7 separate regions of the Homo sapiens genome follow, and all the other regions are linked to region 1. The links are chromatin loops, found by intact Hi-C in ENCODE. Cell type or tissue: heart right ventricle. All regions are shown on one strand. Region 1 overlaps MRPS23 (mitochondrial ribosomal protein S23). Region 2 overlaps MSI2 (musashi RNA binding protein 2). Region 3 has its middle 13 kb from the start of MSI2. Region 4 overlaps MSI2 (musashi RNA binding protein 2). Region 5 overlaps MSI2 (musashi RNA binding protein 2). Region 6 overlaps MSI2 (musashi RNA binding protein 2). Region 7 holds the start of CCDC182 (coiled-coil domain containing 182).

Region 1 (4,000 bases):
AACATTAAACAGCCTTTCAGGAGCAGACCCTCCTACGGATTTGCTGAATCCAAGGCGAGGAAGGCATATATCCAGGTTACAGTGAAGTTTGCCCCAGACAAGTAATGAAGATTTGGGTTCTAGATCTGGATACTCCAGGCAGTTTTTACTATGTGACCCTGTGCCTGTCACAGTATTTCAGCCTGTAAAATATGGACAATGTTTGCCTTTTTGGCTTCCAGTTAGCTTTGTGAGGATTAATTGAGATGAGTGCAAAGCTCATTTGTAATGTGTGGCTGGTGGTTTTATTACTATTTTGAGCAGTAGTGGAAAAGCCCATTTGAACTGGTAGGATGAGATAAGATCATGGTGGCCTTGACAACTACATGGAGGAGCCAGTTGGGTATGGGAAAGTTTGAGCAGGGAAAGAAAGAATGTAGTGAAAGCAGTGTCAGGTCAAAGAAAGGTTTGCCTAGGAGTGATGTAAAGAATGGGATGGAGGAGTGGGCAGGGAAGGAGGAAAGAGGAGACATGTCAGAGGGACCAAAAAGGAGGCAGCAAGTCCAAGGTCACAAACCTGAGTGACTAGAAAACTTAGCAGCATCACTAACACCCAGTTGGTGACGTGGAACTGGTGCTCTCCTGGGAGAGAGCTTCAATTCTCAACCTACTAAGTTGAAGGTGATGGTGCTATATCTAAGTGGCAGACAGAGATAAGGGATAGGTGTCTACAGGGGCAAGATTTGGAGCCAGGAGAAGAAATGAGCTCTCCAAGGGTAGTGGGGAGAGATCTGGGATGTTGGGGGCTGGCAGGTAAATGCTTTAAGTGATAGAATAGGAGGAATGAGAAAGCCAGCAAAAGAAATTCACGTCCCATGTCTTCCATCATCTATATGTCTGACTTGTTTAAGTGGTCCTGGATTCACCAAATTTTATAGAGCTCTGCCTCTGCCTTTATTGGGTAGGCCTGATTTTTGATGATGTCCTTAAAAGGCTAGCCTGATTCTTCTTGTAGTTTTGTAGAACACTTTGTATCGAGAGTTCTCTGATAATGAAAGTGGTATTACAGAATAATCTGCCCCCGAAGGACTCCTGATTTTGTTAAAGTGATACCTTTCTCTGTAAATAAATGATGGCGTGCCACTTAAAAACCTTCAGCAGATTTCTTTTTTTAAACAAAGTCACTCAAGTGGGACAGTAAGATTTTCTCTGAGGCTGGCACTGGTGCCTGCCTCTGCTCCGGGGAATCCAGACGTGGCACCCGGAGTTGGGCCTCATCCATCCTCAGCTTTCATTTGTGACCAAGCCTGACTCAGAATGGGCTGGCAGTTTTCCTGAGTACATGGGAGTTAGGGCAGAGAACATGATGTGGTGCTGGTAGTCAACGCAAGCTGGCACGGCCTCAGCCAGAAGACTGGAGCTAGGAGCAAGCAAAGGTGAGTGGAGGAGGGGATGGGGAAGGCTGAGACTTCCTGGTCTCTATGTTCTGAGCTCAATTCTAGAATAGCCAAAAGGTGGGAGCCTGACTCGGGCTAAGTTAGTCATGCGTTCTGAGCCTTTGACCGTGCTGGGTGAGATGAGGGATGGCTGAGCAGGTTCAGTGAGCAACTTGGTCGAGGTCACCTTGGCTGGCAGAGGAAGGGCACCTGCCCTCCTGTGGAAAAGACGGGAAATGGCTTTCCTGTCACTCCTAGGGTAGCGCTCAATGTGGCAGGCGGGTCTCTGATTGGATGAGCCCGGCACTGAAGCAGTTTCTGTGGTGATGCTGAACCAGACAAGTGTTTATTGCTGCAGCACGAAAAAGAAAAGGTTGCTAGGGGAAGGCAGAGAAGGCAGGAAGTTAAGTGTTATGTTCCCTACAAAATGTTGCTACTGCCAGCCACCACCACCACCCTCCATCCATGCAGATTACAGACAGGGTTTTTGGGGAATACTAGCTGACAACGAAAATACATTTCAAGTATCATTTTACCCTCAATGAATGCTTTTCCTGGACTGCAACTGAAATAAATGTCAGTCACCGGACCTTCTAGCTCCTCAGTTCTTTTAATTAAAAGATAGTTCTAAGCAAGATCCAGTAGTGGTCTATTTATTATTTATCAAGCATTTTCCTTCCAGCAGTTAGTGAAAGGTCACTGGCTTCAACTGAGCTTTGTTTTTGGTGAGCAGCTTAGATGAAAAAGATATACAATCAATCTCTCCTGTTTGCTCATGGGCAGGACACTGTTTAATAGTCATTGTGGCATTTAGGATCGCAGGCCTCTGAAACATGCAGAAAAGTGCATGTGCATCCCTTGCTGCTGAACATTTCTCCAAAAGTAAACATCAGGTTGTGATTATGGTTAATAATGAGATATTGATTATTTGAAAATGTCACCGCCAGGGACTTGTCGGTTTCAGCACCACTAGATGGCGCTGGACTCTCATGCTGTTCAACTACAGTCATTTCGTTTCCTTGCCTCGGGGTACCTTGCCTTTCAAGGTTGAAGAGTGTCCTTGTAAAAATAATGTTGTGGCTGAAATTTAGGAAGCTGAGGTCCTGGGGTGCTACTGGGATGGGGTAGAGATGGGAGGGGACAGGCCACGGGACAAATGACAAAGGCCTGCCGGGGAAGCGGCACTGTTTGCACCATAATAGGAGCTGGAGAGGAAGGAGCTTACTGCGCTGAGCCCCTGGAGACTCTGCCCAGAGCAGTGTTTCCTAACCTTCTCCAGTCAATGACACATCTGCGAATTTGCTGTGGAGGACAGCGGGAGAGAGAACAGTGCAGGCAGGGAGGCAGAGCAGCGGAAAAAACCCAGGCCTTGGAGAACAGACCTGGGTTTGAAACCCTGATCTGTTGCTTTGTCTGGTGACATTAGGGGAGTTAGTGAACCGTCTGAACCTCAATTTCCTTATCTGTAAAACAAGGGTAACAACGTCTACCTCACTAAGTTGCTGTGAGGACTGAATGAGAACGTGAACAAAGTTCTTGGCGAGTACTCCGTCTTTGCTGTCAGTGCCTAGAAGGCTTTCAGCCACTGTCGATTCCCACTGGGTGGGGAGGAATTAACATGCGCTAGATTAACATTGAGAAGAAACGGTATTGTGTCCTCTTTCACCAGCCACTCGTCTAAACACAGCTTTCTCTATCCCCCACCCCCAGTAGTTACTCTGTCCTTTATCTCCTTCCAAACTTCTAGCACCAAGTAAATGAATCAAATTAAAAAACAACTACAACAACAACAACAAAGGAGGAAACTAGAGAACATCTTGGGAACTATCCGCTTTTGGAACTTATCCCATGCTGGTAGGTTTCACTGGAAAATGTGCATTTATTTAGTAACTTCTTGGATTGTGTATGCCTGTGGGCAAGCGTGTGTGTAGAAACCAACATTTTAAATGACACTCAATGACACTCATTCTGTTTCTTCTTTCCTGCTTCCTTTTTTTAAAAATAGGGACAAAGTCTCTCTCTGTCACTCAGGCTGGGGTGCAGTGGTGCAATCATAGCTCACTTCAGTCTCAACCTCCTGGGCTCAAGTGGTCCTCCTGCCTCAGCCTCCCAGGTAGCTAGGGCTACAGGTGCATGCCACTATGCCAAGCTAATTTTTTATTTTTAATTTTTTTGTAGAGATAGGGTCTCTATGCTATGTCGCTCAGGCTGGTCTCAAATTCCTGGCCTCAAGCGACTCTCCCGCCTTGGCCTCCCAAAGTGCTGGGATTATAGGCATGAGCCACCATGCCCGGCCCTTTTCTGCCTCCTTGCTGCCCCTCTACACTCCCCCCAACTGCCTTCCTTTCAGCACACTTTTCTGCTTTCTTTCTCCACCCTCTTTGCCCCAGATTATGGAGGAAAGCCAGAGGGTCACTACCTAGAGGCCCGGCCAGGGAAAATAGTTCCAACATCAGAGCCATTGTTTTGGGGACCTGGGGCTAGTCAGCAATTAGGAGTTTCTGAAACTCTTTCTGGAGCTTCTCCCTATGAAGGGCATGGGGAGGCAGTGGGTGCCAGGGCAGAAATGGTGGGCAGGGTGAGGA
Region 2 (4,000 bases), 160 kb after region 1:
GGCGGCAGAGAGTTTCCTTTTGGGGTGGAGAGAAGGGGATGGAGGGAGGGATGGGGGGGAATGGTAAACCTGGAGGCTGGGGCCAGAGCTGGGGTGGAAGCCAATGGTTCTACAGGACACCCACACACTCACCTCCTGCAGGAGAAGGAAAGGGGGGATTTAAACTTTTTTTCCTTTTGTTTAAAAAAAAAAAAGACAAAGAAGTATGAATGCAGAACATACCGACTGAACCAATTCATAGCTAAACCATAGCTGACCAAAACACCTGCTTTCTCTTGGTTATCCTGCAATGTCAACTCCAGAGTGAGAACAGCAGGCTCAGGATGTACCTTTGCTACAGAGAGAGTGGACTTGACACGCACAAATCCAGAGAGTGGTGGGGTTGCAGATCGGGGGGCAGCGGAAGGTGACACTGCCTCGGCCCCCCCAATCCCATCATTCTGACCCTAATGAGGGCCGCAGCCTGTCAACCAGTTAACCAGGTTAATTTTGTCTCACCTTTATTTCTCCTTAGTAGTTTAAACTTTATTTTCTTTTCCAAAATGGAAAACAATATTTTTTTAATTGTTAAAGGAAGTTCTTACTGATTTTTAAGCCTCAAGGTGAGTCTGGGCTGGCTACCTTTGGGCTACGGCTAACCCGTCTTAAAGAACCAGACATTCTGAGAGTCACACTTTCACATCTTTGGCTCCAGAGGGCTGCTCCTTGCAACAATCACTTCTCCCTTCTGCCTCCCTTGGCTTCTCCCCCTCTGCCCTATGACCAGTTGCCTTCAATGGCAGAGGCAAAGAACATCGATGCAGGTGGGGTCACTCCTGGCTTTGGCCCCTCCCTTTCCCAGGGGCCTGTGATTTGAGGCCCTCAGTTCTGGTGGGCCTGGAAGAGCCAGAAGTGGATTGATTTTCACCCACTTGTCACAGGGATGGGAAGAGATTGATGAGGCACCCAAGGCACACTAGCAGGAGACTGAGACAGAGACACAAAGATACACGGGAGACCAAATCAAGCTGGGCCTGGCTCCTGACTCAGCAGAGAAAACAGAACTGAAGCCTCCAGATGCCCTTGGGGCGGGAAGCCCGAAGGTGAGCCCCTCTGAAGCTGTAGCTGAGAAATGAATAAACTGGCCAATGGAAAGAGCAGGTTAAAGAGAAAAGAAAAAAATAAATTATAGAGGCTTAGAGCAAGTGAACGGCTGATCTGGGAATGCGCTGGCAGAAAAAAGGGATGGAGATTTTTGAATATAGAAGATTCAACTTGCAGATAACACTTGGCCCTCTCACTCATGGAGGCAAATATGAAGCCGAGATATTCAAAAGGCGGTATTATCTTAGTCTAACACACTTTTTTTCTTCTGAGCTCAGGAAAACAGAAGAAGCTTGGACAGTGGACTCCTGGTTTTGTCCAGGCAGCTGAAACCCCTCCCTATACAAATAAACTAATTAGCCCGTTCCATTTTAGGCTAATAGGATGGGGTGGGCATGAGGAGGCGCAGTGGTAGACGGAAAGTTTTTTGGCTTCTTTCTTGTCTGGCCGGATGTGAACCCAGGAAGGTGTTGGGCAGGCCCACCTAACTAATGGGTGGGGAGAGGCAGGTTTAGGTTTCCGTTTCTTCCAGCAGGAGAGCCACCTAGAGACTAATCTAGCCAGCAGAAGCAGCCTCGGAGACAGGATGTAGCATGCCCACAGAAGGGTGCTGTTCAGAAATACCCCCTTCTGCAGGCTTAGATAGAAGACAAAAGGGCTGTTGGTATTATGCCCATCCTTGGCAACCGCTCCCATTCCTGTGTGTGGGGAGGCCTGTGGTTTCTGAGTCGGCCTGAAGGGAATTTCACAATAAGCAGCTCATCTTAGGTCTATATTACCCCTCCTTGCTCAGTCCTCCTCCATCAAATGACACTAAAATCACCGTGGAGAAGACACTGTATTAGAATGCAGCTTTCAAATCCCAAGTCCCGTTTTATTACGCACTTGCTCATCACGGTGCCGGAGCCTCAGCTCAAAGTCACCTTGCAGATGTCCCCCAGCCAGGGGTGAAAGACAGGGCTGCTGGGTCCCCACTAGAGGGCGCAGCCAGCAGGCAATAAGCACCCAGTTCTGGCTGGTCCCGCCTCTAGCTAGGCTTCTGGGCAGTGGAACCCGCACCCCTGAGGGCTGGGCGCATGGAAGAGAGGAGCCTCTATTTTCCACAGTCGACACTTCTCTCTGTCTGTCTCTGTGAGCAGAAGAACCAGGCTCCAGAAAGCATGTTAAAGTCCCCGAACGAGCCATCTGGAAACCCATGCATCTTTGAGAAGACTCATAAAAAGCAACGGCTCTGGCTGCTTAGGAGAGAATGGGGACTGCCACTCGGCACATAAACTTGTCAGTAGCTGTTCCTGCTGTCTGACAGTGGGAAGGCATTAGGGACAAAGCAATTTTCTTCTTTTGCAAACTCAGCGTAACTCCACAAACTGAACACTGGCTGGCTACGCAGGAAAGGGGGTCATTTGAGAACCCGTCTCCCTCTAAGAGGAGAGGTGGGGAGTGGGGTTGGGGGGTGGGGGAAGGCATGAAGCCAAATCTCTCACCTGAGGGTGCTTTCTGTGGAAGTCATTCTCCAGTCAATTCTCAGTGATCCTTCTAAGCGAACGGTGCCTTTCCCCAGGCACGGAGACTTATTTTGGGGGGCCAGAATTGGTCCCATATACCAGGATCAGCTTGGGAAGAGAGGATGGGACATGGCTCTTAGTGGGCAAGGGCACCTTGTCTACTGCTCAGCTAGGGTGTGCGTGTGAGGGGGCGGGGACAGGGAGCACACTTTGTTGAATAAATAAACAGTGCTGAGGTTTATAAATTGGATATTATGACTCCTGTCCCAGAAGAGGACAACGTCTTGCAAACGTCTTGGCATTTTTGCAGCAGGAGCTATGAGCATTAAGTGGCTTGGGACAAGCCCTGCTCTAGGATGGCAGTTTGGGGGCTCATTGCGGTGATCAGGTTCATTTCATCAGCAGCATCCATGGCAGGTTCCTCTTTGCCCCTCATCCTCACTCTCCAATATCCTCTGGGCTTTCCCAGTCAAGGTGGCACCCACAGAGAGGCAGCAATGATGTAAGGAAAGGGAGTACTGGACTCAGAGGCAGAAGACCTGACTGTGACCCCAGCTCTGCTCTTACAGTCAGGTGCCTTGGGCTAAGAAGCCACTCACAAGCCCAAGTCCTCATCTGTAGCAAGTGAGTGATGCTTTCCTTATTCAATCTGACTCATGGGACTGCTTCAAGAATGAAAAAGAGACAGAGCTCTGTAACTTGTCAAGTTTAAAACAAATACACCCTATTTCTGAAATAGTTATGTATGCAGAGGCCAATAAGGCAGGTACCACATGCAGATTTAGGAAAATCTGACATAGGAAAATGCAATTCACTTGCCATATGAATCAGGAGGTGATTGACAAAAAACCCAATTTATCCATTTGGTGCATTTAATCATCTTGGGCCTGAAGAAAGGACTCCTGGGAATGGGGACCAGAAAAGCAAGGACACCGATCTCACCGAGGACGGCAAGAGGAGATGCACTTGAATGAAAGTTGGTGGTATTTCACATTGGATAAAAGGAGAAACTTCCTGCCCATCAATAAAATACTCTGATGGCTGACCTAGGAAAGCCCAAGAATCTTATCCTGGAGATCTTAACAGAGACAGATGCTGCAGGCTTAGACTCTCACCTGTAAGGGTTGGACCCAAAGCTACTGGGCACCTTTCCCTTAGGGTTCTAAAGCAAGACGGGAGAGATGCCTGCTGTCTGGCCAGCATGTGGCTCTGCCCAACTGCAGTGACAAGGGGCTGGGCTGAGAGTGGAATTAGGCATGGAGGGTAGGGAAGTGGTGGTAGTCAGAACAGCCTCACTGTGGGTCTAGAAAAGGTATGGAAGTCTAGTCCAATAATTTCTGTGTTGTCCCTAAGTGATGTCACTGGACCTGAGGCAAAAAGCTAGAGCCAGGTCAATGAGGGGGGCACCTCTG
Region 3 (4,000 bases), 590 kb after region 1:
TGGAAAAATAAACACACAAAACCATGGAGGATGTGAGGCTGACAAAAAGTGAAATTATATTCTTATTTTTTGTTGTTGTTTTTGAGACAGGGTCTCCCTCTGTCGCCCAGGCTGCAGTGCAGTGGCTCAATCTCAGCTCACTGCAACCTCCACATCCCCGGTTCAAGCAATTCTCCTGTCTCAGCCTCCTGAGTAGCTGAGATTATAGGCATGTGCCATCACAGCCCACCTAATGTTTGTATTTTTAGTAAAGATGGGGTTTCACCATATTGGTCAGGCTGGTCTCAAACTCCTGACCTCAGGTGACCCACCTGCCTCAGCCTCCCAAAGTGCTGGAGTTACAGGTGTGAGGCACCTCACCAGCGAAATTCTATTTTTCAAACAGCCTTTAACAATCTAACAAACAAGTATCTTTATGTATAATTTAGTTACTCCTAACATTGTTTGATGTATTATATTTAGAGACATAAAGGTCTGTTTTATTTAAATGATAGAGAAATTTGTTTTCTTTCATTTTTTTTCCAAATTGGGGAGGAAAATGCAAAAAGCTCCCAAAAGGAGGGAAAAACAAACCTAAAGCGTGTTTGGCCAATTTTTTTTTTTTCCATTTTCCCTTTCCATTTTCACGTTGGGCATAGCTGAAATCTAGTGCTGTGGGTGAAGACTTTTACTCCCTTTCATTCACTCCTTTTTCCTTGTCTCCAACTCAAAATTATCACACCCAAGCAGGGCATAGGGTGCTTATTAGTCCAGCTGAATAAGAAAGAGCTAGATTCCTAATTAAGAAATATCATTTATTGAATGACCACAACAGAGGACCCTTCTGGTGTAGGGGGGGGGAAGGGATCAGAAAGCTGTAATCTTCAGGAGTTGCAAAAGGTGGGCAATAGCTTAGGGTTGGGAGTGAGGCTGGCTGTAGCCTCTCCATGTGGCAGCTTCCTGCAGGGGACTCCCTAGGCCAGTCTGGTGAACCCCCTCCCCAATCATGGGCGGTATCTTGTGATACCAGTGTGGGTATGGTAGGCAAAAGAGACAAGCCTCGGGAATTAAACAGGAAGTCACTGTTCTCATTAAAAATATCCCAGGGCTGCCCTTCCATGTCCCCTAAAGCTGTTTCACCACTGTTTGTCATGCTGTCATCATTATTCTTAAACGTGTAAGTAAATATTTTATTCAACATCTTCACTGCTTGGCAGTTAGGGAGCCCTTTGCCTCCTAGACTTGGCTGCCTCCCAGTGCTGCCTGGAGGGGTGGGAGTACAGTGGGCCACTGGAATGCTCCACGGAGTTCGGAGTCACGGCACAAGAGCACCATTCTGTCAAGCCCTTTCCACCTGGAAACCATTTTCTCCTTTGGCCTCTCGAGCTTAATTTTTTAAATCTTTTTAAACCAGTCACCAACTTCGTCTTGATGAAAGGTGCCAAGGCCCCCAGAAGAAAATGATTACACCTTTCAACTCCACCTGGAAACAGTTGACAGAGGGCCACTGTCACCTTCCCTTCCTCCTCTCCACCACCCTTGCAGCTTGCCCCATCTCCACCGTGACCTGCCTTGCCAAACTGAAATCTAAGTATCGCAGCTGCAGATACACAGGGTCCGCGCACCCGGCCTCACACACTCTACAAGTTATGTCTGTGAACTTCCAACGTTCCCATCATCACTTCCACGCCTTGCCTTGGAGTCCCATCTGCTTGCAAATTTGCCAGCAGCAAACACATAGACCCACAAACCACACGTGAGCTTGGACAACATTGGGCCTGCTTTTTAATAATTCTTTGCTTTTGGCCATTTACACAGCATAGGAGGCGGTCAAAGCAGCAATCAGTAGCACAGCTGTAATGTCATCCCATCGTATGTTTGGGTTACAAGGAGGCCAACCCGACAATATCTGTTTTGGGGCGAGAAATTCCAACTTTGGAGGACCATGGGTATGAGCGCCCTCGTCTGGCGAACAGAGGAAACGCCTTCTTGCGCCCCACATTTCAGTTCCCTCTAGTGGCCGAGCAAAGAGAAGCTGTATCTCATGTCACAGCCCCACATTCCAGAGTTCAGGGCCTGGCTATCAGATTCTGAAACCAGAGCCCCCCAGATTCAGAGGTTTCCTGGAGTTGACATTGAGACCCACCACAGTAGCCCACGTTGCAATTTCTACAATCACCCATCAGCTAATTCCAAGTGGCTGAAAAAACTAATTGAAGGGAAGGAAGGAGAGGGAGAAAGGGCTGTCATCTGTGAAGGGAGAATTCAAATAGGTCAAAATCAAATCTCTTTAGCCAAACGTGGTATTGATGCATAGGAGAGGCAGAGGGAAAAAAGAAAAGTATTAGATGTGAAGACAATAGGGGATAGACTGTACAGCCAATTTCTGAGCAAGATATTCATGCTAAAAATACTACTACTATTTGGAAAGGGCATGAGAAATCAAAATGTGGCTGTGTCCATGGGTGGGAGGGAAAAGAGGCTGTGCATACAAACACCCAGCATTAGAACAAGACCAAGAAAGGACCTAATCCAAGAGGAGTAGGGATGAACATAAGAATAATTTGAAGTGAGCCAGAAAATTAATTTCGCCATCATCCTCTTACTTTTGTGGGGCCGATGATGCTGGTGGCCCCCAGTGGCTGGCCACAGCTCTGGGTCCTGAACAGGACCCCTAAGACCCCATCACCCACTCAGCAAAATGCCACATGAGAAAGAAGGGCATGATCTGGTGTTGTACCTTCTAGTCTAAGTCACAAATAATCATGAGCATTCAAAAACATTCATTGCCCAAGTGGCTGCTGGGGAGGCCTGGCCTGACAGAAGGCATTGCATGAGAAAGACCCGGGGGGTTAGCTGATCACCAGCTTGATGTGAACCTACAGCGCGAGGAGGCTGTTGAGAACCCTAGTGCAATCTGAGGCTCTATTAATAGCACAGCAGAGTGTGGAAGGAGGGAAGCAATACTCCCAGCGCGTGCTGGCAGGTCAGGCCACATGCAGTTTTATGCTCAGTCCTGCGGGCTGTATTTTAAGAGAGGCACTGGAAAATTCAAGCCTGCTCAGAAGAGCATGAAAGGATTGGATGTCGGTATTTAGACAGCATCTCTATTAGTTTTACAGTCCTTTTGCAATTGGCAATACCAGAATGATTATTACACGGAGTCTCCACAGCCAGTCACAGGAATCATGTTTCTAATGTTTGCTTTACCTCCTTGAGCTTTGGGGTCCCCTCTCTATATAATGGGGGTAATAATTTCTGCCCAATCTACCAACTCCGAGCATAATTTGAGAATGGATCAGTTGGGCCCGTGTGTATGGAGCATTCACTGAGTGTCCAGCTCTGTGCCAGGTACTGGAGGCACAGAGACGAACACAGTGAGGGATCTGTTTTTGAGGAGCTTGAGGTCTAGTTGGACAGACAGATCCATAAGCAGATACTTTGCATGTAATGTGACAGAGGATGATAGATACATGCATTGATTTGAAATGAGATACAATTAATTTCTCATAAAGAGTGACAAGACAGAAAAGCAGAGTCCTTGTGGAATATGGACTTTCGAGTGCAGAAACAGGAAAAGAAATCATTGGAGGTCAGGGTAGAGAGGCCATCAGGGAGAAAAGATTAGAACCAGAAAAGTTCAGAGTCACAGAAGACAACTGAAGTGTCACAGCAGTGTCAGATGCCATTATGAAGTCAAGGAGGAGGAAGACTAAAACATTTCTAAACCACTCACTGGACATGGAGATGAGGAGTTCATCCTTAGTGGTCAAGAAAGATCTTTCAGGAAAACGATGAAGGAAGAAATAGACTTCATTTAGGAAGTGTGTGAAAGATACATTTATTGAGCACCTACTACATACCTAGCATAGTGTTACTCACTGTGGACATTCAAAGAGCAAAAGGTTTTGTTCCAGCCTATCGCAATATTGGTTGGTGCATTAAGACTAACACCTGTATGTCCATTAAGGAATAGTGGAAGATCATTATATGAACTGTTCGACTAGGTGAGGCAGACAGC
Region 4 (4,000 bases), 230 kb after region 1:
ACTAGGCACAGCCACAACATCCTTGTAATTTTCATATATTACATAACATATACACATAATGGATATAAAGCACAGTGCCTGGCACACAGAAGTCCTCAAAGAATGTCCATGGTTGTCAACTCCCTCATTGCATGGAGCCTCATTTCCTCTGTGCGATGGCCTTACCCGCCTCGTAGTTACAGCAGAAAAGGACACAGAAGTTCTAAGGAATGACTTGCCCAAGGTCACAAAGCACAGTCAGAATCCAATCATAGACCCCCAGCTTCAAAACCCCTGCTCCCTCCTCTGGGTCTCTGGCTGCCAGCCACCCCCCCCCATCACCCCACCTCACACAGCCCTTCCCCACACTCTCCACCCAACCCTCAAGGCCTATCTGCGTCTAGTTCACAAAGCCTTTCCCGATGCTAGCTTCCACAACTGATCTCCTTACCACTTCCAGAATTAATTTCATCCATTGTTTCCTCTGCTCAGTGTTTTATTACAATCAGTGATGGCAAAGTAAAATAGGTCATAAACCAAAAATAAACATTAAGCATCTACTATTTACCAAGCAGCGGCTGGGTGTGGACACAGAAATGAATGTGGCTGAGATGTGGCTCTTCCCTCAGAGGTCCTCAGAATCTGGGCAATGGGTAGAGAGGAGCTGGTCCCCAATATCACCTGAGATGTACCCCAATAACTGCAGCCCCCACCCTGCCCAGATCTGAGAGTGGGTGCCTCCTAGTCTGTTATACGGCAGTCTAGCCTAGGGCTAAGGCTCCTGGCTTTAAATCTCTGTTCCACTTGCCGGCTCTCTGAGCTGAGACCAGCTGACTAACTTCTTTGCACCTCAATTTTCTCATCTCTAAAACAGTGACAGCTGTGCCTACCCCATAGGGCTCTCGGAGCTAATCCTACAAAGTGCTTGCACTGGATAAAGTTGGTTGAGTCACACCTTGCCCTCTCCACATGGAGCCTAGGTGAGTGCCTTTGAAGGTGATGAAGTCAGGTCACATCTGTGTTCACTGAAATCCCAGAATGGGGAGTGAAGAGGAAGAGAGAGAGCAGCAGCCTCCCCAGCACAGCAGATTCTTAGCACACAGTCATTGCCTTTCTCCCTAACCCTCCCTGCACCTGTCGGCCAGGTAGGTCCCATCTCCCTGCTTTCATCAGCAGGATGTGCAAAGAGAGCTTCCCAGGCCGCACTATTTGGGGAAAAAGCTGATGGTGGCAGCAGCAGCTGTCCTCCTTTTCATTTCTGGGAACCTGCAAGGGCATTTCAAAGTGGAAAGAAACCTCAGCCTCCAGCAGGTGCTCAGGTTCCGCCACAAGGCTGGAGGAGTGCTTACCCCAGGGCACGGTGGGCTGGGCCAGAGGCCCTGCGTGGGGCCTAACTTCATTTATTTAAAAGAGGGAGAAAATAAAAGGTATGGCTTGAGCCTTCTTTTCTAGGCAGAGGCAGCTGAAAGAAGAGGGCAAAGGAAGAACCAGGGACAGAACTCCCAGGCCCTGGGGAAACTAGAGTGAAACTAGAAGAGAAATTGGCAAGAGTCCAGGCAAGAGCCACGCTACTCTGGGCTTGGTCTCTGCAGCTGCATACGGGCGCAGACTGTTCATGCCCTGCCTTCTGCGCGGGGAAGAGGCAGAAGAGAAGGGGGGGCAGCCCCTCCTAGTGGTCTCCATGCTCCCCTCTCATGACCCTGCGCCCTGGGGGTGGAGTACGGGGACGCTGGTGGCAGCACGTTCAGAAAAGCCCAGAGGCACTGGGTGCTGAGATACTGAGGAGACAGACCACTGCCCTCCCTGGCCCTGCCTACACTGACATCGCCAGAGGACAGATGAAGGGCAAGCGAACCACTCAGGCAACTGGGAGGCCACTCCCTGCAGGCCAAATTACTTCTGCCTAAAGAGCAACAAACATTTACCACCGAACCACCCGGCCTCCCCCAACACACTAATCACTCTGCTCTCATTAACACAGCCTGTACACAAACAGCATGTGCACGCGCTTGCGTGTGTGATGCGTGGGGGGCAGGATCTCTCCCTCTCCCACGTAAACACCAGATTCATTTATTAAATGCCTCTCTGGCATTTCCTTTTTTGCCTTCATCCTGCTTGTTTAATATTGCATTTGACATTCTCATTTTATAAATGGCAACAGAAGCAGAATGGATGGCTAAAATTAGCTTACGAGTGAGAATGATGCTACAAATAGGATTGTGAATACAGAAGCCTAGTTAATTCCACCCACATTACCCGCCCCCCTCCCCACACACAAATACACCCACCACTTTTGGGCTGGTTCCCGACTGAGTTGTCTTCAGGGCTGAGGAGGAGCAGCTGGAAGGAGTGGGGGGGTGAGCCAATCACTGGGCACCTTGCCAGGTGGCAGGGCCCAGAAGCCGACCCTAGCCTGCGGCTGGCCTCCATGGATGGGCTGGTCACAGCACCGCAGCCCTGAGTCCAAGAGGACAGCTCAGGACCCTCCTCCCTTCTTATCCTTCTGCCCTTCCTTCCCCAGAATCCCCTGTTCCGAGTCAATCCCCCAGGTATGCCCTGGGCTGAAGGGTAGCAGGCCTAAGATCTCAGTAGGCTTTGCTCTTAGAAGTGGATTTTTCTGGAACCTTCTTAAAGAATGAGTCAGGTGAAGAGTGGGACTCAGCTTTTCCAGGACCTAGACAATCACATCTCTTGGTTCCTCCTGCTTTGGGAGGTGCACCACCTCCTTTCCTAGGACCATCCCCAGAGGCACTGAGAGTGCCCACCTCATACTCTCCATCCCTGCCCCGCAGGCTCGGGACCCAGTCCTGCCCAGGTCCCGCACCACTTGCATTTTACTGACTTATAATCTGCTGAGGACCTCCTTACCTGCTAACTCTTTATTTGCTCAGTAAAATAATTCTAAGAATGATGACAATGACGACAGTGGTGAAAAAATCTATCACTCTGATAGAGAGCGTGCCATGGCCTGGCTCTGTTCCAAACCCCTTACAAGTCTTAAGTCACAGCACTCTCCGAGGTAGGCACTACCACAACCTGTTTTATAGAAAGGGGAACCACAGAGCCGAAACACAGAAGTAACTTGCCCAAGGCCACAAAGCTGGGAAGTGGAAGGGGGTTCAGCACTGAGGACTTGAGGCACCCTCTACCAGGAAGGCCGCCCTGGTTGACAGCACCCTGTTCTGACCATTGTGTCACTCCCCACCTGGGGGCTCCCCCAAAGAATGAAGGCACTGATACTTTCCACAGGCTGCTATCCCCAAACTCGTGTGCCTGTTTGGGGCACCCCCTTTCTACTCTGCCCCTAATAATGTGTGCTCAATAGTGAAACTGGCTGACCATTTGGCTAAATGCCTTTCATTGGACCCCTGTAGACAAGGAGCACCCTGACTGGGCCTGCTCTGAGCTAGATTAGTTTAGTCCAGGAGTCAACAAACTGTGGCCAGCAGGCCAAACCCAGCTGCCATGAGTTTTTGCAAATAAGCTTTATTTGAACACAGCCACGCCCCTTCATTTATATATTGCCTGGACTGTGTTTGTGCTACAATGGCAGGGCTGAGTAGATGTGACAGAGACTCTCTGGCCCGTTACAGAAAATTTGCTGGCCCCTGGCTTAGGCCCAGTGGGGGAAACGTGAAGTTATCAAGGGCTGATTCCTTCAAGGCTACCCAATTACATACCCTACAACAGAACAGGCCGAGACCTCCAGGTATCAAAGCAGAGCTTTATATAAGCTGCAAAAGGCAGCCATCCTCAACCTTCTGATTTCCCACAGGAGCAAACTGGTGCAGACAGGTAGGGCACTCGCCTGTGGTTACAGAATCACCAGCGGTGGACCTGGGATTCAGGCTCAGGTTCCAAGGCTCTCTTGGTGCCTCTAAGTGACCCAGCAGGTCCCGACTTGGGGACAAGGACACGTGCACCTCACTCAGGAGAATCGAGCCCTTTACCCCAAGAGATGCATGCCTCACGTGTCTTCTGCAAGCAATGCTCCAAGGCCTGCACCCAGAGGGGTAGGGCA
Region 5 (4,000 bases), 150 kb after region 1:
TCAATTCTTCTATGTCTTTATTTTTGTCTATTAAATACATCTAGTTCTAAGAGAGGTATATTAATCTCTCTAACTGTATTTTTATTTTTTATCAAGTTCTCTGCATTTCTAGTGGCTTTTGATTTAAAGTCTTCAGTTCCTCTGATAATTGGGACATAAGAGTTTACTGCCACTGTATCTTCTTAATAGATTGTGTCTTTTGTCATGACATAATATTGCTGTGGAGTGTTTTTAACCTTAAATTCCACTCTGTCTGATACTGACATTTCAGTTCTTGCCCTTGTTCTTTGTATTTGCCTATTTTCTCTTTGTCGGCCCTTTATTGTTAGCCATTTTCATCACTTTAAGTGTGTTTGTATACACAGCACGTAACCGGGTTTTGTTTTTTCTAAACACATCTATTTTGTAATGATAGAAAATTCAACCCATTCATATTTAGATAATGGTAGATTCAATTGATCTCACTCCTTCTATCCTACTTTGTGTGTTATTTATTTTACATTGTTGTTTCTTCTTTTTCCTTCTAGTTTTTGCTGATTTGTTTTCTATTTTATTTTTTTATTTTTTCTCCATGAAACATTAAAACAGGAAAATTTGTTGTTCTCTAGCTTGGTACTGTCCTACCTCTTTTTTTAGTGCATTTTGTTGACTCAGGTAGGCACCTAGGTTAGAAGCCTCACTCCCACCCTCCCAGGCACACTCAACACTGACGCTGACATTTGTCACCAGGCTTGAACCCAGGGGCAGCAGGATGTATGGGAGATGGGGTTTCATTCTGCCACTCAGCAGCTATACAACCATGGGCAAATTATCCACCTTATTTGACCATTACAATGTAGATAGTCACGTGGCACAGGTGGGACTAAGCAGGGCATGTGTATGATCCACTTGGCATATAGTTGGTGCTCCTGTTCCCTGCTCCCTCTCTCCTTAGGCTCCTGGGCTGGGTTTGGGCCTCCCCTTTCTCTGAGCTGAGCAATCAGGATGAGGAGCATGGCCACGATGGCCGGCCTCATGTGTCTGGCTCACTTCTCTCAGGATTCCTAAAAGGGATTTCTCACATCAGCTTCCATTGGTCTTTCATTTCTGTGGGGCAGCAGGGATTATACTCTTCTCTCCTGCCCCTAAACAATGTAACGAGACACTGTGGAGTGCTGTCTGTGGACACACAGGAGGTGGGCCTGGAACCCAGTGCTCCTGCCTCCAGCTCCAGATAAAGGAATGCACCTTCGACTGTCTCCTCTAGGACCCCAGTGTAGCGGGAATGCCTTAAAACAAAGTTGTTAGTGTTGCAGCTTTTTGAAAGAACCTGTCTAGCTGGTTTTCTGGTTTTCACCGGAAGACCCATTTTACAAAAAAGATAAACTTGTTATATGCAGGAGACAGGAAATTGGAGGAGGGACCCAAGAAGGCCATGTCCTGGAGAATACAGCTTTCCTGGGGGCCTTGAGGAAGCAGCTAAGGGCCACTGTCCTTCATCCACGCTTCATCCCTTGCACTCCTCTTGGCCTGGTGTTTCTCTCCAGGGCTTCAAAGCTGAGGAATCCACTGATTCAGAGCATGCTGTAGCCGTCATCACCAGGTATTGGGACTTGCCCTCAATGTACTGGGTCTCAATTCTTTTGTATCCTCTCGTTTGTTTGGTAGAGAGAGGGGTGGAAAGTATTGTAGATGATCTATCTCTACATCTTTAGTTTTGTGATTGTAATGATTTCCAGTAGGCAAAACTTAAAACTCCTTGAGGGCAGAGGTCTGATACCTATTCAGACCCCTACTCAGGGGTCGTGGAATGCGGTTTGGCGCCTTCTCCCAGCACTGTTGATAACTGAGGGCAGCACCCGGGAGGGCCCCTTAGCTCCTTCCACCATCTGGGTCCTCTGATCCGCAGGACCTTTGGGGTTTATTCCCTGTCCACTCATGGGTTCTGTGTACCTTCTGCTGTTAATCTACACCCCTCTCCCGTCTGCTCTTCCATCTTAGTGCTCTCTTGCCACTTCATAAAAATGGTGCCACAAGCTCCCTGGGGACAAGGCAGGGACTTCTTCGCTGCTGGAGGCCCACGGCCAGCATTCATGCTGAGGGGTGAGGGTGGCAGGTGCGATTTGATGATATCCTCTCCCGCCCAAGCAAAACAACAGCTCTCCCAGACCCCAGACCTCCTCTGCAAGTGAAAGAACACCAAACAACTCTGTTCAAAACAGTTTATTTTATTTTATTTTTTTTTTTGTCAGACAAACACATTGATTTCTGGACCACAGTAGAGGATGGAAACCTTTCACAAACTTATTTATTTGAAAATACAAATATAAAATTATACTTTCCACATCTGTGATGTGAGAGACTGCCATCCACATAGTAATTTTTTACAACAGGGCTTTAAGAAAGCCACACACAAAGACCTGAAAGATGCTTGAGATATATATATAGATAGTACATATATATGTATATATATAAAAAAAATACTCACTACCAAAGTTCTCATCAGTTTCATACTAAAGTATAAAAGTAAGGGTGAGGTCAGCCACAGTGCTAGGGAAAGTTTTATTTAGATACATTTATGTCCACATGAAACGCTTAGACTTGCATCCTATTACATATGGAATTCGGAGTTTACAATACACCATGAACGGCAGATTGGCTAGCCCACGCTACTTAAGAGGACACTCACAGATTCCACATGGGATGGTACATTATGTACAGAATACAGTAGTAGAGAACCTTCGAGGGAGGCTCTGGAACTTTTGTCTCTCAGCCTCCGGCCCCCTCCCCCATCATGCCCCTGCCTCCCGGAACTGAAATCCTGTCTGAGACAATACATTCTGATTATTTGATAGCCAGGTGTTTGGATTAAGGTTGCCCCCCTGCAGGTCCCCGACAAGAGGGATGGATTTTATTTATATGTTTTTGTGTTTTAGTTTACTTACTTTTTTTTGGTAGAAAAAAAAGAAAGAAAAAGAAAACAAACATATTACAGTATTAAAGTATTGCTTAACTTCCAGCGTCTCCTTGTGTAGTGTCTGTGCCCAGGACGGGGCTGAGCTGACGTCTGCTAGTTTTCTGCTTTGGGGTGAGGGTGGGGAAACCCGCCAGTGTCTTTCTTCAATGTGCTTGCCTGCAGTCAGTCCCTCTGCTCTCCCACTGTCTGCCTTCCTTGGAAGATAGCCTGGCTTGCGAAGCACATTCAAGAAAAAAAAAAAAAAATCTCCCCTCCCCCACCAGCCCCCCACTCTCCCTCTGTTCCTGCGTGCCACTTGCAACCAATAAAGAGAAGTATGAGTTAGTGTTTCTTTTGTAAACAATTTCATATGCAATATAATACAGAAAGCATGGCTGACCTTCAATAAAAAATGTAGTAAACGATATTGCTTTATTCTTGAATATGCTGCAGTGAGTGAATGGCAGAATGAAGCAGTGTGGAGGTGGTGGAGGAGGCTAAGTCCCTAGCCCTCGTTTGCACTAAAGATCAAAATAGGTTTTGTTTTTCTATTTGGAACCAAAAATAAATTTTTTCCCCAAAAACCCCCAAATGAAAAGGAACAACAAGCAAAACCCACCCCCAAGAAATCAAAAACAAAACAAAACCAAGAACAAAAACTGAACACCTTTCAGGTCATTAGAACCAACAATTACCCAATGATTTTTATACTAGTCTAGCAAGATGTGTGTAACATTCACTGGCTGTGATTGCTGTGCAGTGAAACAGTAAATTGACAGCAATAGAGCCATGCTACCTTAAAGTCCAAGCTACAAGTTCAAATTAAGATGAAGGTTATGAAGGATAAAAACGCAAAGGCCTGCTGGGGCTTTGTTTGAATCAAGCTAATGGGCGACTGGGATAGAGCGCGAGGCTGTTTGGTATAGAGCGCGAGGCTGTTTGTTCCCAGTGGATATAAGGAAGGCCACGAGCCAAGTCTGTGGAAGCTGCTAGAGAGCAGACCAAGGCTTGGTCATCTCCGTCAGCCCCATGCCCAGCTAGGACCGGGAATGGGTCCGGGAGCTA
Region 6 (4,000 bases), 370 kb after region 1:
CCCACTCTTCAGAGGAAATGGGGCACTGAGACAAGGGGAGACTGCAGCCCCTGCCACAGGCCCATAGGACAATCAAATTTAACTTTCCACCAAAGCACCTACAAAGAGGGCTGCAGCCTCTGCAAGGAGGGATTCTGAGCATTGAGCATGGTGAGTGAGCACAGTATGGAAGACACACAGCTCCTGCCTCACGTCTCTCCTTTGGCCGGAAGAAATGCACCACCCAGAGCCTGCCACCCTCCTCAGAACACACTCTGCCATTTCAGTCAACCACGCTTTCTGCCTAGAAAGCTCCTCTCCCTTCTCGGCTCAATGGTGACCTCCCCTTGAAGGCTATAGAAGCCACAGCTCCCCTGCCTATGGATAAAGTACAAGTTTCCTAGCACCACTGGGACCTGCCCCTGCCCACCTCCACCCTACTGCCATGGTTCCTCGCCTCCCTTTGTTCCTTCTGGCATTGCAAACTGCTGTAGTTCTCCAAACACACAGGCGGGGTGCCTCATGTCCCATTAGTACTCTCCCCAGGTGAACCCATCCAGCTCCTCATGATTCCTCTGCCTTCTACCTGCTTTCATGGTGGCGTACATCAAATCTTTTTCTTTTCTTCTCTTTCTTTTTCCTTTTCTTTTCCACTTTCCCTCCCTACCTTCCTCCCCTCTTTCCTTCCAAAGACAGGATTTTGCCCATCAAATCTTTTTCTTTTCTTCTCTTTCTCTCTTTTTCCTTTCCTTTCCTTTTTCTCTTTCCCTCCCTAACTTCCTGCCTTCTTTCCTTCCCAAGACAGGGTTTGGCTCTGTCACCCGGGCTGGAGTGCAATGGTGCAACCACAGCTCACTGCAGCCTCATCCTCCCAAGCTCAAGTGATCCTCCTGCCTCAGCTTCCCAAGTAGCTGGGACTACAGGCATGTGTCACCACGCCCAACTGATTATTTATTTATTTATTTATTTATTTATTTATTTATTTATTTATTTGAGACAGAGTTCCGTTCTGTTGCCCAGGCTGGAGTGCAGTGGCATGATCTTGGCTCACTGCAACCTCCACCCCCCGGGTTCAGGCAATTCTCCTGTCTCAGCCTCCCGAGTAGCTGAGATTACAGGTGCCTGTCATCACGCCCAGCTAATTTTTACATTTTTAGTAGAGACGGGGTTTCACAATGTCGGCCAGGCTGGTCTCGAACTCCTGACCTCAGGTGATCTGCCCGCCTCAGCCTTCCAAAGTGCTGAGATTACAGGTGTGAGCCACCGTGCCCGGCTAATTTTTTAATTTTTTGTAGAGATGAAGTCTTGCTATGTTGCCCAGGCTGGTCTTGAATTCCTGGGCTCAAACAATCCTCCTGCCTCAGCCTCCTAAAGTGCTAGGATTAGAGGCGTGAGTCACCACCACACCCGGCCAAGCCATACTTTCGTTAAATGTTCTGCATGACTCTACCTTACCATGAGGCCATGAGTAAAGGCTGTGCCTCCTGTCTCCAGGACCTACCACTACTCAGATGCAACTGGTGCCTGAATAAACAAACACATGACAGTAGTGACTAAAAGCTGCTCTAATCAAACATCAGGGTTCCCATCTAACAAGTCTTCCTTTTCCTGGGAACCTCGGGACATTTATGGACCTGGAGCCAGAGGTCAAAAGTTCAGGGCCTCCTACCATTCTGATGTCAGAAGAGCAAAAGCCACAGCAGATGATTAAAATCTCTCCCTTCCTGTCTCCAGGCCGCGTGATGCCTTTTTCTAGAAAGTCCGACTGAGGACAATGCCCCCGTGCGGCATCCCATGTTCACCTCACCTTCTCTCACCTCATTCCTTTCCCACCCCTGCCCCCAAAACAAAGCAGGGAGCACTTCAGAAGAAAGTTGACAGTGACCCAAGTTTAACACAAAGGTAGTCATTACCATGTCATGAGGATGTGTGTGAGAAACACTTAGCCCAGGTTCCAAAACACCACAAATGGTTTACCTTTTGTGCCACATAAACACCCTAAACTCAAGTTTTACTCAACACTTATTAAATGGGAAGGAAAACATTAAAGAGCATTGGCCTGCCTCTGCCAAGCTCCCATCCATCCAGCTCTTACAAAGAGGGAGGCATTCTTCCGAGCGACGCAGCAAAACAACCACTGACGAGGTTGAGCTGAAGTTATTTGGTGGCAATTAAAAGGATCTGCCATAGTTACCCAAAGCAAACAACCCAACGCTCTCGCCAGGTGCCCAGCAACCGCGGAGCAGGGACAGGCAAGGGAATTCTCAAATTATCCTCCCACGGCCTGCACAGGGCACCCTCCCACCTGTGAACCAAGCCTGTGTCCCACCTGTATCCCACCTTGAACAAAGCCTGGTTCAAGACATGGTATCAGTAGCAATTAAGAGGGCAATTATTTTCTGGAGTTTATATGCTAACTGATCTGAGTTATGGGCCGAGCAGCTGGGCTTCTTGCTGATAACCCAGAGGCATGGAACACAGAGAGTATTAGAGCTGGAGAGGGGCTCTCCATCCATGTAGCCAGCAGTTCCCAGTCAGAGACTTTGTGCTCCTGAAGAAGATATCAGCAATGAGGCTGTCAGCTTCCAAAAGCCAACCAGAAATTGCACAGTGACCCAGAGTTCTTTCCTTCTGACTAAAGCATGGTAACACTGTGACCTAAATCTCTGATGGCCATTGAGAGATTAAAATATGTATACACACACATATATTAAAAATATGTGGCCGGGCACGGTGGCTCACGCCTATAATCCCAGCACTTTGGGAGGCCAAGGCGGGTGGATCACGAGGTCAAGAGATCGAGACCATCCTGGCTAACACAGTGAAACCCCGTCTCTACTAAAAATACAAAAAATTAGCCAGGCGTGGTGGTGGGCGCCCGTAGTCCCAGCTACTCGGGAGGCTGAGGCAAGAGAATGGCGTGATCCCGGGAGGCGGAGCTTGCAATGAGCCAAGATCGCGCCACTGCACTCCAGCCTGGGCGACAGAGCGAGACTCCATCTCCAAAAAAAAAAAAAAAAAAGGTATATATATGTCAGGCTAATATAGTTTATTAAAATATGTACTTATATATATGCAATATGGTATCTGATATCTATTTTTATATATGTATATGCCCAGTTGATAAAAATATATCTATCTGACTTCAATTTATTGAGTCAGAATTCATCTGACTTCTTAGTTTTATTTTATTTTATTTTATTTCTTCTTTTAAAGACGAGGTCTCACGTTGTCTCCTAGGCTGGAGTGCAGGAGCCCAATCATAACTCACTGCATTCTTGAACTCCTGGACTCAAGTGATCCTCCCACTTCAGCCACCTGAGTAGCTAAGACTACCGGCATACAGTACCATGCCTAGTTAATTTTATTTTATTTGATTTTATTTTATTTGTAGAGATAGAGTTTTGCTATGTTGCCCAGGCTGGTCTCAAACTCCTGGACTCAAGTGATCCTCCTGCCTCAGCCTCCCCAGCTGCTGGGATTATAGTCATGAATTATCGTGCCTGGCCTGACTTCCCAATATTTATTAATTGGTTTCTAAGAGGGAAACATATTTTTCAAGACATAGGGTCTTCTAGGAGAAAAATAATTTTAAAATAATTTAAAGACTAAAGATAATTTAGTCTCCTTAAAATAAGTTCATTGGCCAAATAAGGAATCATTACCTACCTTAACCAGCTCTTAGAAAAGCAGACCACTTGTTAGCAGAGTAAATGCTCTGAGAAGTCCTGCATTTAGGGAATGTTTAATTTAGGAGTTGCCACATGTACGGCCATGGAGCCCTTGCATCTCCTAACACCTCTCAATGCCCTGGGGAAACACGGCTCTAGGGGAAAATGTCTAGTCCTCCATCTAGAGTCCAATTCTGTCCAGAGAAATGGGGAATTTGGTGAAACTTTCTAAAATCTCTTACCCCTTTGGGGGTTCAGGTTTCCCAGCTGTGAAGTGATAGGAGTTATTAGAGTGTTCTCTAACATCTCCACCTCTTCTTTTAAAGTTATTTTTGTCCTAGAGACCCTAT
Region 7 (4,000 bases), 87 kb after region 1:
CCACCCGCCTTGGCCTCCCAGAGTGCTGAGATTACAGGCGTGAGCCACCGTGCCTGGCTTAGATAGACCAGTTTTAAGAGACTCCCAGAAGACTGCTTCCCCACTCTGCCTGTGAGCTCACATTAGTAGTTCATTTGGGAGGATTTTGCATGGTTCTTTCACCGAGTCTTTTCCTTAGATCTAATTACTCTTTGTGGAAGACACAGTTGGTTGCCCGTCCTCTCCCTTTCTTGCTTGAGAACAGAACCCCAATTTGGTTCTGGTACTGGGATCCTTGTGCTTCAGGGAGGCCTGACCCAGCCCCAGTCCCAGGAAGGGGCCTGTGATCGGCCTCAGCCAACTGTGGGAGCCCCACCCCTCTAGTCAGTGATGTAGTTAGAAGGGGCCCAAGGATGTGGTTCTAACTCACGGGATGTGAGGAGCTTCTAGCTTCTGAGCATTTTCCTCACTTTAAAGAAGGTACATGAAGAAGGGGTGCCTCTGTGTCATGTCCCTTTTCCCAATCCCCAAAAGGACCAAGGCTTATTTCATTTGCAGAGACAGATGAAGGCATAGGATGGGGTGGGGTCCTGGGGAAACCATCTGGCTTTTGCTGGCAAGCCATGGGCAGGGTCCCGCAGGAATGGTGCTCAGACCCAGTGATGCCCAACCTGGGGAACTATTAGAACATGCCCACTACTGACTCCCATCCCATTCAGGTTTACTCTGATTCTCAAGGGTGGTACTGGGATCTCTGTGGGGCTGAGGTGCCCCTCTTGTCCCCCCAACATCCTGAGACATGAGGAGGCTGTAATCACTGAAATAGGCCAGGTACAGAGAAACCCATCTGACAGTGGGTTCAAGGCCTGGAGATGTTAGAACTCCTTTTTCTTGAGACCTTTAAGGGGACAAAGTGATTGGCTTTCTTAGTTTCCTCGTATATATGGAAGGAAATTTTGTGAGAAAGGCATAGTCCTTGATTATGAAATTTCTAGGAGGATAACATTCAGGAGAACATGCACATTAAGTTGCCCTGCTGAGGATGCTGCCCTGAAGGCTTGGGAGGCCACCAAGCCTGGGGTCTTCTGCTGACAGCATTCACTTGCTTCTAGTCTCTGCTGTGCTCTTGTGGAAATACCGTCCTCCCCTCTGGTTCTGAGAAGCAAACTTCAACGTCATTAAAAAGCACCATGGAAATGGAAAAAGTGCTATTCCATGTGACTTTTACTACTTTTCTTTTGCAGATCTGGTTATGACTTCCACCATTCCCCGTGGGAGGCACAGACAAAGACTCAGAAAATAAGAGAAAGAGAGAGAGAGAAAGAAAGAGAGAGAGAGAGAAACAGAAAAGCACTCAGAGAATGTTAGAGACTGCCTTTTTGCTGATTCAAAAAATATTTATTGAGAATCTATTATGTGTCCAACATGCACACACTCCCTTAATTAAATATACCACAAGACCACATGCTGTTTTTATCAGCTCCTCAATCCCCATCTAGCTCTTAGGTAGTGGAATCAAGAAGTTGCTGTTTTTGCTAAGACCAGTAGGTGTCATCATGTCAGCGGGAAAGCCAGGGTGCCCGGGATTTGATAGCCACCTGTAAAAATAAGTTCCATTTCATCTAGTTCTCTGAGTGCCAGTATGTGCAGGGCACCAGGCAGGATGCTTGAAGGTACACAGGGTGAGAAATCCATGATCCCTGGCCTCATGGAGTTCACTGTGCCATCAGGGACCTGGAAGGACAAAGTCCTAAGTCACGAGAAGAGGGAGATTTTAAGTGCCTCAGGAGAGGTTTAATTGAAGGACTGTGTGGATTCTTCAAACATCAGAGACGTCAGAACAGCTGAATCCTGCCTTCTCACATTATGGTGGAAGGAATAGGTTCCGAGAGGGAAGGTGATTGACCTAGGGTCACACAGCAATTCCAGTCTCCAGATCTCCTGACTCCTGGAAAAATGCTTTTTCCACCATTCTGTCTCAATAATCAAAGTTGCTTTTTTCATCTTGCCATTTAAAATTTCACCTTATTGCTTGACACTTTATTATGCTAAAAACCCCACAAAATCCCCCAGAAAATGCCACCTTAGTTTAGCCATGAACCTCCCTGCAAAATGCCCTCTCTGATGCCTACTACAAGGCACCCTAGATAGGTTAATCTGCATCTCGGAGGAGGCAGCTGCCCTCATCACGGTCCCTGTGGTGCGAGAGTCAGCTTGCAGAGGCTCATGAGAGCTGATTTTGTGCATCTCTTCCCAGTGACATCATGTTGGTAGCTTGAAACTGGCCACGGTGGGAGTATTTACACCATGGAAATTGGCAACAGCTATCAAAATAATTCGGAGTTTTATTCACTTTTCCCCATAGAACTGCACACCACTGAATTAGTATTCCTACTTATAAAAAAGATTGAGGCTCAGGGAGATGGGGTAATCTGCCAAAGATAGGTAGATTATAAGTAGAGCTGGGACTCTAACCCAGGTGGTTTGATGCTAGAGTGCTTGGCAATGGTAGATTGAACAGGACTTAGAGCCACTTTGACATGGAAGGGTCTAGGTTGATCCTAAGTTTCTTAGTCTATTGTGTGCTGCTATAGTAAAATACCCGATGCTGGGTAATTTATAAAGAACAGAAATGTATTTCCTTACAGTTCTGGAGGCTAGGAAGTCCAAAATCAAAATGCTGGCATCTGGCAAGGGCCTTCTTGCTGTGTCATTCCACAGCAGAAGACATCACATAGTAGAAGGGCAAAGAGAGGGTGAGAGAGAGACATAAAGGGGCTGAACTTATCCACTTATAAGGAACCTGCTCCCAAGATAACAGTGTTAATCCATTTATCTCTTAAAGGGTAGCCTAATCATCTGTTAAAGGTCCTTCCTCATAATCCTGTTACAATGGTAATTAAATTGCAACATGAGTTTGGGAGGGGACAAATATTAGCATCACAGCACCAGTTGTCTCATGAGGGCTCTGGTGTGTGTGCTGTTCTGGGTTGCTCTCATTAATCTGACAGCAACACTGGAACAGGAACTGGTTTGGGTAAAGAGATCACCAATTCAGCTTTGGATGGCTTGAATTGGAGGCCCATTGTGGGGGAGACGTTTAGATTTGGAGACCAGGAGAGAAGTCTAGGCAAGAGACTGAGATGTGCAAGATGAAGGTTTGTTCCTGACTAAACCAAATGTAGATTAGCTAGAAGTATTTTCCTTTGTTCTAATTATCAGGTAAAAAGTACAAGATTTACCTTTCTATGTGTTGTTTCTCATATTTGTTAACATTCAGGTATGTTGGAAGACCATGCACTCACTTGTTCCCTGATCCTAGTGTGTAGTGAGCACTTAGTATTTATTGAATAAATATGACTAACCCATTTTTACCTTGCACCTGCTGAATCAGCCATTGCTGTGGACCATACATCAAAATCTAAGTACATTTTTCGCAATTTCTAAGATTTTATAGAATTCTGACATCATTATAGGAGTATGGACTTGGAATAAGAGATTACTTTTTAGCATTTTAGAGCTACAAGTGGGATTAGGTATCATCTCTTACAATGTCTTTGTTTTACTAGTGAGGTACTAAAGCCCAGAGACCAGTCCAAGACCATGCAGGTCCCTTGCCAGTGTGGGAGACCACCCAGTCCTGGCAGCCAGTGAGCCTGGCCTGGCCTGCCTTGCTCTGGCCAGTTTACTTCCCTGCTCTGGGACTTGGTTTGTTCCTTAGGTTAAAGAAGAACTTGAGTTCTGGTTCTAGAAGGGTGATGAGTTAAGGATCCACATCTCAGGAGGGCGACTTGGTCAGATAAACAGACAAAGCTCTAGGTAACCAACCAAGGAAGCTACAATATGCAAATGAATGGATTGTGGCTTTCTTTCTGGTTGGCTGAAGGGGCCCTGATGTCACAATTCTAGGGTTTCTCCACTCCGAATGATCGTGTCTCTAGCCAAAAATATTTATTGACCTGGTTGGTCTCTTGGCTTCCTCTCTTTGTCCAACGTAGAAGAGACAATGGAACCCCTCTAC

The links. Hi-C counts contacts between places; a loop is a spot of excess contacts. Peaks named below come from ENCODE experiments on the same cell type or tissue, not always from the same donor. Only the 100,000 strongest peaks of a DNase experiment are listed, where the experiment ranks them.
Region 2: a loop joins it to region 1, with 2.4 times the contacts of the local background. A loop is called at or near these places in 19 of 110 quality-filtered maps.
Region 3: a loop joins it to region 1, with 13 times the contacts of the local background. A loop is called at or near these places in 42 of 110 quality-filtered maps.
Region 4: it touches region 1 in a loop (4-fold over the local background); 36 of 110 quality-filtered maps call a loop at or near these places.
Region 5: it touches region 1 in a loop (3-fold over the local background); 13 of 110 quality-filtered maps call a loop at or near these places.
Region 6: a loop joins it to region 1, with 3 times the contacts of the local background. A loop is called at or near these places in 4 of 110 quality-filtered maps.
Region 7: it touches region 1 in a loop (2.1-fold over the local background); 16 of 110 quality-filtered maps call a loop at or near these places.

The regions. Positions count from the first base shown.
Region 1 is chr17:57,831,911-57,835,910 of GRCh38, reverse strand. It overlaps MRPS23 (mitochondrial ribosomal protein S23), which reads left to right. Exons shown (of 5, transcript NM_016070.4): 5 at 1-1,130. Among named protein-coding and RNA genes, the nearest start is that of MRPS23, 16 kb to the left of the region's middle. RefSeq lists enhancers at 1,468-1,968, 2,137-2,647, 2,648-3,159. In heart right ventricle, CTCF peaks have their summits at 2,168 and 2,378 (motif pointing right); DNase peaks (open chromatin) are centred at 1,360, 1,657 and 2,410; H3K4me3 peaks cover 760 bases; H3K27ac peaks cover 3,714 bases.
Region 2 is chr17:57,670,142-57,674,141 of GRCh38, reverse strand. The region is part of intron 11 of MSI2 (musashi RNA binding protein 2); the gene reads right to left. Among named protein-coding and RNA genes, the nearest start is that of MSI2-AS1, 64 kb to the right of the region's middle. In heart right ventricle, CTCF peaks have their summits at 1,836 and 2,054 (motif pointing right); a DNase peak (open chromatin) is centred at 2,061; H3K27ac peaks cover 809 bases.
Region 3 is chr17:57,241,267-57,245,266 of GRCh38, reverse strand. No RefSeq gene overlaps it. Among named protein-coding and RNA genes, the nearest start is that of MSI2, 13 kb to the left of the region's middle. In heart right ventricle, a CTCF peak has its summit at 1,965 (motif pointing left); DNase peaks (open chromatin) are centred at 1,946 and 2,870; H3K27ac peaks cover 956 bases.
Region 4 is chr17:57,603,212-57,607,211 of GRCh38, reverse strand. All of the region lies in intron 8 of MSI2 (musashi RNA binding protein 2), which reads right to left. It overlaps MSI2-AS1 (MSI2 antisense RNA 1), which reads left to right. Exons shown (of 3, transcript NR_110807.1): 2 at 854-959. Among named protein-coding and RNA genes, the nearest start is that of MSI2-AS1, 3.2 kb to the left of the region's middle. RefSeq lists enhancers at 824-1,073, 1,103-1,998, 3,653-4,000. In heart right ventricle, a CTCF peak has its summit at 1,654; DNase peaks (open chromatin) are centred at 1,541, 1,907 and 2,980; H3K4me3 peaks cover 757 bases; H3K27ac peaks cover 3,792 bases.
Region 5 is chr17:57,682,877-57,686,876 of GRCh38, reverse strand. MSI2 (musashi RNA binding protein 2) reads right to left here. Exons shown (of 14, transcript NM_138962.4): 14 at 2,188-4,000. It also overlaps the pseudogene RNU7-134P. Among named protein-coding and RNA genes, the nearest start is that of CCDC182, 60 kb to the left of the region's middle. In heart right ventricle, no CTCF peak of the experiment used is centred here; no DNase peak of the experiment used is centred here.
Region 6 is chr17:57,457,101-57,461,100 of GRCh38, reverse strand. The region is part of intron 6 of MSI2 (musashi RNA binding protein 2); the gene reads right to left. Among named protein-coding and RNA genes, the nearest start is that of MSI2-AS1, 150 kb to the left of the region's middle. In heart right ventricle, a CTCF peak has its summit at 1,747; no DNase peak of the experiment used is centred here; H3K27ac peaks cover 434 bases.
Region 7 is chr17:57,745,258-57,749,257 of GRCh38, reverse strand. It overlaps CCDC182 (coiled-coil domain containing 182), which reads left to right and starts at 3,959. Exons shown (of 1, transcript NM_001282544.2): 1 at 3,959-4,000. The coding sequence starts at 3,986. In heart right ventricle, a CTCF peak has its summit at 1,513 (motif pointing right); no DNase peak of the experiment used is centred here.